2 separate regions of the Homo sapiens genome follow, and region 1 is linked to region 2. The links are chromatin loops, found by intact Hi-C in ENCODE. Cell type or tissue: heart left ventricle. All regions are shown on one strand. Links, peaks and the distances in the headings refer to the core of each region. The heading gives the core; the rest is flanking DNA.

Region 1 (5,384 bases), core at 196-5,195, 59 kb after region 2:
TTTAAAGAAACCCTAACATAGAATACTAAAGATTTATAAAACAAATCTTTTGGGGCAATTAATTGCTTTAAAATGTTTTATCTTCAAAAAGTATCTACCACAGAAGTCCTTTAAATAGCAAGCTCCTAAAAGCTATATTTTAAATGAGCAATTTCACAAAACTTTTATTTGCACACTGTAATTAACTGTCTTGCCAAAGATCCACCTACAGTTATAATTTATAGATACTGTGTAAGTAGAGTTCAATCCGGATGCACACTGGAATTTATATTACACTGGGTATGAAAAGTGGCCTCTCTCTGCCCTAGAAAAAAAATTTTCCAATTCTTCGTTCTTTAGTTTAAAAGCAATCTGTCAGCAAACAATGTCGCCATTCCCCAAAAGTTCAAATTTAGGGCAATATAATTCTGAATTGGGTGCACAAATTTTGGGCAAAGACTCATGTCCCTACCTGATCACTGCTTCACCTCCCACCCACACCTTTACCCTACCAGATGTAAGGGAATCGCCCACTTACTCATCAAGTAACCACCACCCATGGTTAATCTAACCTTATTTCTAAACATGTACCAATTTACCATTCAGTGAAACTAGAGATTGAGAAACAAGTCTATGCAATTTAAAAAAGGAAAAGGTTAGAAAGGTCAGAAAAGGTCAGAAAAATCTGGGCACATTTATACTCAGAAAATTTAGGATAAAAACTGAAATTCTCCAATTCACTTCATTACATTAACACCATCTAAAAGAGCAATACACAAGCACAAAACCACCACCACAATAACAGAAACTCTCTGTAGACTGTGTACATATTTTATTCCCTGTGTGGAATAATCTGAACTCAGATGTTTGTACTTTAAATCCTCTGGCCTAAGAGGGGAGAAATGTGGATTAACTATGGGTTGGAGTTTAAGTCCATTTAAGTATGATCCAACTGAAATGGAAGAAACAACAAAGGTATGTCTCAGAAATTCCCTTAAGCACTTATCCTAAATTAATCACAATTTGGATAAAACAAATTCATACAATACTCAGGAATAAACTGATGCACAATATTTTTAAAGTACTCACACAATCAATGTAGTTTTTAAAATATAAATTCAAAATATTATTTTTAAAGTAATTCTACATAACTGGAAAATATTTAACATTTAATTTTACCTGTATAATCCATAATGAAGCAGTAAGCAGGAAACTGAGTATTTTCCAAGTACAACTCTATCAGCCAGAAAATGAAACGGCTCCCTGGACTGACGAACCGTTCTGGGGAAGCCTCCTGCCATGTGACATGAAGCACACCCACACTTCTGCTTATCTCTCTCAAGCGGCAACGGCTGGGCTCTGCTCTCCTTTGCCTGGTCTTTTAAAGTCGTCCTTAGAAATGTCTCTCAGAAAATAACTGTTATTTACTCCCATTTCCCTCCTGTATTAATTATTAGGTTAAAACTAAATTTTGGTTTTAGGTTAAAACTCTAAATAAGAGAAAAAATAAATTATTTTATTCCTGTAAGTGAAAAGGACACAAGATATCCATACTTCTTCCTAGTACTCAATGATATGAAAGAAGCCACATAACCTGAAAGGAATCAGCGTCCAAATTTTTGTCTCAATTTTGTCATTACATTCATTCATTTGATAGTACATATGCATATTTTATCCATTTGTCCATTTGAAATACATTTGACTAATGTGAAAACAAACCTAATAAAGGTGATGCAAGAACAGTCCTTTATAGCATATCTAAGACCTCCAACTCATTTATCCAAGTCCTAAAATAGACATCAGCTGGAAAGGACATATGGTCATTACTGAGACACACTATATCTGATGTAATCTTTAATGTCACATTGCCACATACCCTGAGCCATCTTTTTCCTCCATTGCCAATCTTGAGCATATCCTAGCTTATACTTTAAATAAACTTTAACAATGGCTACTTCATCTTGATACAATTATTTACCTTGCCAAAAGACGAAACATAAATAAATTTTTACTTTTTTTATCTTTTTTTGTAAGCAACCTGAATGGTTGGACAATTTCCAACCCCCACCCTCCACCACTACCAAATTACCACCACTTTGAAGAAGATGAGGTACTAACTGTTTAGAATGCTTTTGCTGGAGTAGTGGGGTGTTTGGTTTTGCTTTTGCTACTTTCCTTTCCACTGAACAGGTTTCTCCAAAAGAAATTATAAAGTTGACAATGCTATAAAATGTGATTTTGAATTTTCAATACAATATCAAAAGTGCGTAATACAAATTCTACAAATTCTAGGATTACTATTATCACTTAACAGATCTCTCCAATAATTTTATTTACTTATTTACTTATTTTTATTTATTTTTGGCGGAGTCTCACTCTGTCGCTCAGGCTGGAGTGCAGTGGCGTGATCTCGCCTCACTGCAGCCTCTGCCTCCTGGGTTCAAGCAATTCTCCTGCCTCAGCCTCCTGAATAGAGTAGCTGGGACTACAGGCATGCAACATCACACCCAGCTAATTTTTGTATTTTTAGTAGAAATGGGGTTTCGCCACATTGGCTAGGCTGATCTCGAACTCCTAACCTTAGGTTATCCGCCCGCCTCAGCCTCTCAAAGTGTTGGGATTACAGGCGTGAGCCACCTCGCCCAGCCATCTCCAATAATTTTATAAAATAAATAAGAAAGTACCATTTCACTCAGTCGTCTAATCAGTGCTTCCTTACCATAAGCAGAGCTCATTATACCACCAATCTGCTACAGTCAAAAGCTGTTAATTCTCATCAACTTCACCTGTCACTGTTGCTAAGTGAGCCTATCTCATTTATTAGGCCTTAATTCTCTTTATCTTAACCTAGGGTACAGATTGGGAAGCCTTCCACAAGTTGTAACAATTTGATATAATTTCTTCCTGATAATTAAGATGTGCAAATGGTTAGAACATTAATGTTATGATTGTTTTAAAATAGTAAGCTCAAAATGCCTGATAATAACTACCTACATTTACACAAAACTTACAAGTGTGTGGAAACGCTGACTGCCATTATCAAATATCACCTGGAATAACATTTTATGCTTTTCACAATTTAGTAGTTAGCATGGATTTTTAAAGCACTTATCTAATTATCTGAGTAGCATTATTTTAAGACTTTTTATTTTTATGCTGTGTATTTTATAATTCTTAAGAGACAGATATTTTAAGGAAATGCATTTTATTAATGGAATGAAAACATAATGAAATATCTAAATTAGAAAGTATAAGACCGATGGACAGATGAGTAGATAGATATAAAACCTACAACCTACTTATAGTTAAGTGATTTGCCATACCTCAGAAATCCAGCAGAGGGGTTAAAAGCCAGGCTTAGCAAACAGAAAAGCCAAGTTTAGTCAGAGAAGATTCAACTCCCATCTCAGCCACTTACTACATAGATTATCCTAATTAAGCAAGTTTTTAAACCTCTCTGAGCCTTGGTTTACTTACATACTAGATAGATTATCTTAATTAAGCAAGTTTTTAAACCTCTCTGAGCCTTGGTTTACTTACTTACTAGATAGATTATCTTCATTAAGCAAGTTTTTAAACCTCTCTGAGCCTTGGTTTACTTATAAATTGACAAAAGGCCTAGATCAATGCTTGGAATGTATTAACAGCTAATATGTAAATAGCACTTTGTGTGTACCAGGCATTGTTCTAATTCATGTATTAACCTATTTAACCCTTAAAACGACCCTAGGAGGTATTATCCCCATTTTAGAGATGAAGAACTGAGGCATGGAGGATAAACAACTTATCTAAGATCAGAGCCAGGATTCAACTGGAGTAGCCTCTAGCTCAGAATCCTTGTGCTTAACCAGTACACAATACTGCCTGTGTAGAGTAGGTGATCATACGGAAGCCAAAAAAAAAAAAAAAATTTCAAAAAACTAGGTTCTTTCCAATAAAACCAAATCTACAGTGGGCCAAACAGTTCAGTTCCGAATTCATAAAAATTCTTTCTATATTCTATGATCAATTCCAACATATGAAAAAATTGAACAGAGAATCAGAATGAAAGGGATAATGTTTAGTCATTGTGATAGCTTAAAATGAGAGTGGCATTAGCCAGTAAAGCAGAAATAAGTACTCAAGTGCAGAAAGCTACAACCATAAAAGGACCTGTCCTACCCAAGGCACACTCAGTAACCACTAAATCCCACTCTACTTTTCAGTTCTCCAAATGTCACAGTAGATACTACTTGCCTAGACTCTATAAACACTGACTATAAATTCAAAGCTCAACAGGAGAGCCTTCAACTAGATCCCTCCACCCACCTCTCAAAGAATTTTCTCTATCTCCATCTCACTCTCAGCAAGTGAGACTTGCTGATATGCCTAGATGCCCCCTTCCCAAACAATCACATCATAGTCCTCTCCAAAACGTATAACGTTCACCTAAGTCAGAAGTTCTTCTCGGGTCACCTGTTCTAGGGACCACTATCCTAACCACAATTTCCTGAGACAGCAGTGGGTTGTACTTATAGCATTTGGCACCCCTGAATCCCATCCCAGAGTCCTGCTACAATTTAACCCTTCGTGATCCAGGTTGGAGAAAGAATCATTACTGAATCAAGAGACCTGGAGTCTAGCCAACACGGCCACTCATTACCTCTCTGATCTAAGATAAATTCTAGAACCCCTGTATGTATCTGTTCCTTCACTGGTAAAATGAGGAGGTGGAACTGGAAAATCCCTAAGATCTAGTCCAACTTTAATAATCTTGGACTCTACTTTAAACCAATTACAGTCAGAGGAGAAAACTCAAGTAACTCCTGCTGATACCTACTCCTTTTCTAGCCCCCACTGTCCCCTCTTCTATCCTGCCAGGGCTTTGGGAACAGCCCCTCCTCAAAGGAGCCAGGATGTATTGTCCTAATTCAGCGTGTTTATGTTGGATGCTGATGTTCTGGGGAGCCTCCTCCTGTTTACAGGGACACTGTTCCTTTCTAGGCAGACCCCCAGTAACTCAGCCTGGTGGTAAGTAGACAGATACACACACACACATTAACACACACACACACACACAAAATACTTAAACTGTTGGAGGATCTGCCTACTAGAGGGTTCATGGCTCATGACCTGGTGGGTCACACCTCTTAGGACAATGTGGCCTGGGTGCCAGCAATAAAGCTTCTGAAGGAGACCATTCTTCCAGGACTTGATTGAGACAGCTGGACACAGAGTGTGAAGCTTTTCATAGAGGACAGCTCAGGGGCTGAGACATAGCTCTCCTCTCTTTCTCTTTCATGGCTTCCCTCCCTGGACTAGTGCCTGCCACGCGAGTCCACGGTCCTCTACCCTCCTCAGAGGAGAACGAGCATGGCTTCCACTTCACTCTTCCCTCTTAAATCAGAAAATCACAGCTTTATCAT
Region 2 (5,384 bases), core at 303-5,302:
AACTATGAGTGCTTATGAACTTAAGTAACATTAAGGATACTGGCCATTAGTATAAATTTTCATGAATAGGATATATTTTAATAGATTTGCAATATGTTTTAGAGTAATTATTTTCATCTTTATTCCTCACAAAAATCCTTAGGAAGGAATAAAAATTATCCTCACCATATTAGCATACCACTGGTATCACCTTTATCAACAAAAGAAAGTTTTTAAATATTCAGTTACTTGGATTTAAGCTAGAAAGAATGAACAGCACCCAAAACTACTAAATTCACCCACTAACCCAAATTGTGATAGCATCACATAGTTCAGCTGCAATACTAATTAATTTGAAATTATTCTATGAGATTATACATCTGTACCAAAAAGAATACAAATACAAAAAGGGCACTATTCACCATAGCACCACTGCTTACTGGCCAACAAACCTGTCAACTAACTACAACTCAATGTCTTAGGAGAAGCCAATCACATCTAATTTTGCAGGGGTTCTAAATAGAACACCATTGTTTATGTTGTGGAGTGCTGGTTTCCTTAACTTTACCTGACAGAACTACAAAGATTTAGGAGGTTTAATCTCTCAAAATCTTATTAAAACAAATCCTATTACTCTGCCTCATTATTTGAAGTCACAGTGTATCTAATGACTTTTCTTTTACATGTACTAATCAGGCCTGGCCACCCACAGATATTTGTAAATTGCATTATCTTCTGTCTAACTAGCTCACAGTGTGTGGGGTGAGGGGGGTCGCCATAAACAGTTTCGGTGTGATTTACTTTTCCTAACTGCCAAAGCACTCTCTATGAGGGGGAAAAGATCCGCTATCTAAACAAGATAGTAGCTTGTTTTTGTTTTTCGTTTTTGAGACAGGGTCTCACTCTATTGCCCATGTTGGAGTGCAGTGGCACAATCTCAGCTTACTGCAACCTCCGCCTCCTGGGTTCAAGCGATTCTCCTGCCTCAACCTCCAAAGTAGGTGGGAGTACAGGTGTGCGCCACCACACCTGGCTAATTTTTGTATTTTTAGTAGAGACAGGGTTTCACCATGTTGGCCAGGCTGGTCTCGAACTCCTGGCCTCAAGTGATCCACCCGCCTTGGCCTCCCAACGTGCTGGGATTACAGGTGTGAGCTACCATGCCCAGCCTAGATTAACTGTATCTAGGAAATCATATAACAATATCTAGTTTCTATATTGTTAGAGCACAAACATATAGAACAACCAGTTTAAAGTGACTAGTGTAATTTTTTTCTTAATTTCAAAAGGATTGAGGTCAAAAATCCAATTCCATGATCTGCTAACAATTTTAACTATTATTTTTTCCACAGTGCTTAAAACAATACTTCAAGAAATGTTCAACATTCCACGAGAACAATATCCACGTGAGATGAAAAGAAAAGTCTAAGTTAGTTCCTGATTCCTGGAAGCTGGGAAAGTATGTATTTTATTTGTGTATTTGCTTAACAAACATTTATAGGGCTAATTATAGGCCAGATACTTTTCCACAGATTTCTAAAATATTATTATTAATTCTCATAACTACCCTCTGAGGTATGTACTACTACTGTCCCCCTTTTACAGATGGGGTAACAGGTATAGAGAAGTTAAGGACTTGAGTCATACGAGTAGTGGCAGTAGAAGAAAGAGTTAAACCCGGGTAGTTGGGATCCAAAGTTTGTGGCCCTAACCACTCACACTGCCCTCCACAACAAGCTGCCTCTTTTCAGGAGTACCAGAGACATGTTACCACTTTAGGCAGTTATTATTCAATAATTGTGGACCTTCCTCAGGATAGATGGATGAAAACAAAAGGCAAACAAAGTATATCTGTCCCTATAAAGTATGCCTAAGGTGTTTGTGTCATTCATCTGAACAGAGTTCTACACTACCATGTCCCAAAGTTCCTTTCACTAACATATTATGTAATATACTATGATTTGAATTTTCCTTAATATACCATGAATGGTTTTTTATTTCTAAATCTATCTCATTCATTTAATACTCCACAGTACTAGATTGTGTAGAGGCCTACAGATGTGGTTAAATAGTCTATTGATTTCTTCAGTTGTTATTATTCAGTTGTTATTACTGATTTTATTCTGCCTTTTTTACAGGTCTCATTCCAGTAACTACTTAATACCCCCTGTCAGTCTCCTTCAAAGGCTGAAGCCAGCCTCTGACTGAAGCGCAGCCGCAATGTTTCCTGTCTGGTGCCAGCACAGCTTGCCTGGACTTCTGAAAATTGCAAGCGCTTGCTCCTTGCTAGTCACCACACTCCCCCTTTCTTAGTTGCAGACTCCCTCTTGCTGTGGTTTACCAGGTGCCCTTATTGCCCCTCATGCTTGTGTGCCACTTTGGACTTAATCTGGCACACTTAACTCCCTTCATCTACGCCTGAAGCTGGACAAGCTGAAGTGACTGCGTCACTTTCTCAATTCTGGCTCCTGCCCACCGACCTTGCTCTGCTAGGAGGAATTAGCTCTGCCTGGCCAGAACCCAAGAAGTGACAAATCAAACTCGCTCAATAGGTGGTAATTAAACTTCTGGCTCTAAAGCCCAGAATAGGTTGTCAATGGGATTTCACAGTGGCTCCCTGACACTAAGCAAGGATGTATTTCTACATCTAGTTTTAAATCTTAAACTCTAATAGGATTCTCAGAAAAGACAGTAAAGACTAAGGCCAAAAAAAGTTGTTTAAAGGGGAAAATGACAGTAAGTACAAAAGATAATCTGGGGAAGACCTGGCAATTCTGAAATCAAAACATCTGTTACTAAGTGGATCATGACTGCTTAGTTTCTAGGTGAGCTGAATAAAAATACTAACTGAACAATGATGTAGGTCGTTGTCAAATCTAATCAATTTCTTGTTTGTTTGTTTGTTTTTTTCCATCAGTCTAGAATCTTTAAGTAAGCCATTCAGAAGATGTGATACTATAGAATGATACCAACTGAGGAATAGAGTGGAGAGGAAGGGCTGAAGATGACTTCAGAAAAAGGCCTGAGGCGTGACAAATGTTGATCTCACTCACTGATCTATGCTGTATTTCTTTTAAGAATGTATTAATATAAATGTCCTTTTCTTCCCACATCCAATCCCTATTACTACACCAAATACTTGTTCCTCTAGGAAATGTGAAGTTGAAAAAAATTTCCCCCATTAAATGAGAATTATTCTGCTTATGACATTAGGATATATGCTCTCGCTTTAAAAATAGGAGGCTGTTGAATTCATCATTTGAGTATATTAAATAGACTGTGGAAGAGTATTATCCTCCTGGAAACCTCTTATCCCTCACTCTTATACCACGAGGGATTGCCAGTTAGGTCTAATGACCAATAATATCCACAGCCATAGGTAATCAGAAGAGTTTCTGGTTTCTCTAAAGTGGAAAATAAATTGCTGCCAAGGCAAACCAAATAGCATAGAGTTTTGTATGATCTGCCTCTAATGCTTCTCTGTGTAAACATGCTAACTAATGACATCTGGAGAACAAGCTATGTCATGCAGCTTCCTCAGTGATAACTTTTTAAACACCTGGTTAGAGATCTTTATCCAAGGGTGTAACTGAGTTACCGCACTCCTCAGCCCTAAGCCACCTTGTCAGTTTACCCCAGTGTGCCATACAAATATTACTTTCTATACATGCCATGATATGGAAAAGGTTCGGAAGGCCTGAATTAATATTTATCAAATATCTTACTTTGGCAAAGCCCATATTTTCATATGGTGTCTTTGAAGAATAAAAACATGTTTGAGCTGGAAAGATCCCAGATAACTTTTTCCCAAATGGGACTCCTTCAAGTGTAAGTTCCATAGAATATTAAATGTTAAATTAATTGGGAGAAGGAATTTGAGAAATACTGGGTTAAAGTTTAAAAGTTTTTTTTTTTAAGTGCAGGATGTCTAAGACATTTGGATATGCTGAATGCAGTGTCATTCTCTAGCAGGAGGGTGTAATACAAATTAGTATTTATTTAAAGATGGAGCTTTTAGAATATAGTTTGTTTTGTTTTTGTTTTTGTTTTTGTTTTGAGACGGAGTCTCGCTCTGTCGCCCAGGCTGGATGGAGTCCAGTGGCGCGATCTCGGCTCACTGCAAGCTCCGCCTCCCGGGTTCACGCCATTCTCCTGTCTCAGCCTCCCGAGTAGCTGGGACTACAGGCGCCCGCCACCACGCCCGGCTAATTTTTTGTGTTTTTAGTAGAGAGGGCGTTTCACCGTGTTAACCAAGATGGTCTCGATCTCCTGACCTCATGATCCACCCGCCTTGGCCTCCCAAAGTGCCGGGATTACAGGCTGGAATATAGTTTTTTAGATGGTGGTGAAATGCACAAAAAATGCACATAACATAAAATTTACCATCTTAATCATTTCTAAGTGTACAATTTACTACTGTTAAACATGCTCACATTGGCCGGGCGCGGTGGCTCACGCCTATAATCCCAGCACTTTGGGAGGCCGAGGCGGGCGGATCACAAGGTCAAGAGATTGAGACCTTCCTGGCTAACACCGTGAAACCCCGTCTCTACTAAAAATACAAAAAGAAATTAGCAGGGCATGGTGGCGGGCGCCTGTAGTCCCAGCTACTCCGGACGCTGAGGCAGGAGAATGGCGTGAACCCGAGAGGCGGAGCTTGCAGTGAGCCGAGATCGCGCCACTGCATCCAGCCTGGGCGATAGAGCAAGACTTGTCTCAAAAACAAACAAACAAACAAACAAACAAAACCAATATGCTCACATGGTTGTGCAACCAATCTCCAGAACTTTCTCATCTTGCAAAACTGAAACTTTATACCCTTTAAATCACAACTCTCCATTTCCCCCTCCTCCCATTCCCTGACAACCACCCTTAGAATACCTTTTGCAAGTAATCATTCACAAAATATAATTTGGAAAATGGTGCTTTATATTTTATGGTTCATCGTCTCCTTTTACAGATGAGAAATGGGCCTGAAGATGTTAATAAACTGTACAACATCACAAGTTAATAGTGAACCAGGTCTTGAACTCACTGGACTTTAAGTCTGGCCTCTTTTCACAACACTCAGAGTAGAAAGCTGAAACAAGCTGCTAATTAACCAAATTCCATCACCAAATGTCCTGAAAGTTATTTGTATCTATCAGGTCCATTTCAAAGAAAGGACTAAAAGAATTTTCCCTACAGCCACACTAAGTCCACGATTCTCCAAAGCAGGTACATATAACATCAAGAAGCCCCAATTTAAACATGCCATGCCTTTCTAGAGCATCAATTTCATTTGGTGATTAGAAAATTAACTGTTTTATATTAAAGTAATCACGGATATATTGCAGGGTAAAGTGCAAAATTAACCTAATTTAAAAGGACTTCAAGGGTACAGTGTTTCAGCAGTGAGCTGCTTT

Evidence for each region. Hi-C counts contacts between places; a loop is a spot of excess contacts. Peaks named below come from ENCODE experiments on the same cell type or tissue, not always from the same donor. Only the 100,000 strongest peaks of a DNase experiment are listed, where the experiment ranks them.
Region 1: a loop joins it to region 2, with 1.8 times the contacts of the local background. A loop is called at or near these places in 7 of 110 quality-filtered maps.

Annotation. Positions count from the first base shown.
Region 1 is chr7:117,010,789-117,016,172 of GRCh38, reverse strand. The region is part of intron 1 of ST7 (suppression of tumorigenicity 7); the gene reads right to left. Among named protein-coding and RNA genes, the nearest start is that of MIR6132, 6.7 kb to the left of the region's middle. RefSeq lists a silencer at 4,048-4,097 and an enhancer at 5,088-5,167. In heart left ventricle, for the core only: a CTCF peak has its summit at 3,274; a DNase peak (open chromatin) is centred at 1,302; H3K4me3 peaks cover 908 bases; H3K27ac peaks cover 224 bases.
Region 2 is chr7:117,069,874-117,075,257 of GRCh38, reverse strand. The region is part of intron 1 of ST7 (suppression of tumorigenicity 7); the gene reads right to left. It also overlaps a transcript of ST7-AS2 not described here. Among named protein-coding and RNA genes, the nearest start is that of MIR6132, 52 kb to the right of the region's middle. In heart left ventricle, for the core only: no CTCF peak of the experiment used is centred there; a DNase peak (open chromatin) is centred at 2,197; H3K4me3 peaks cover 651 bases; H3K27ac peaks cover 1,041 bases.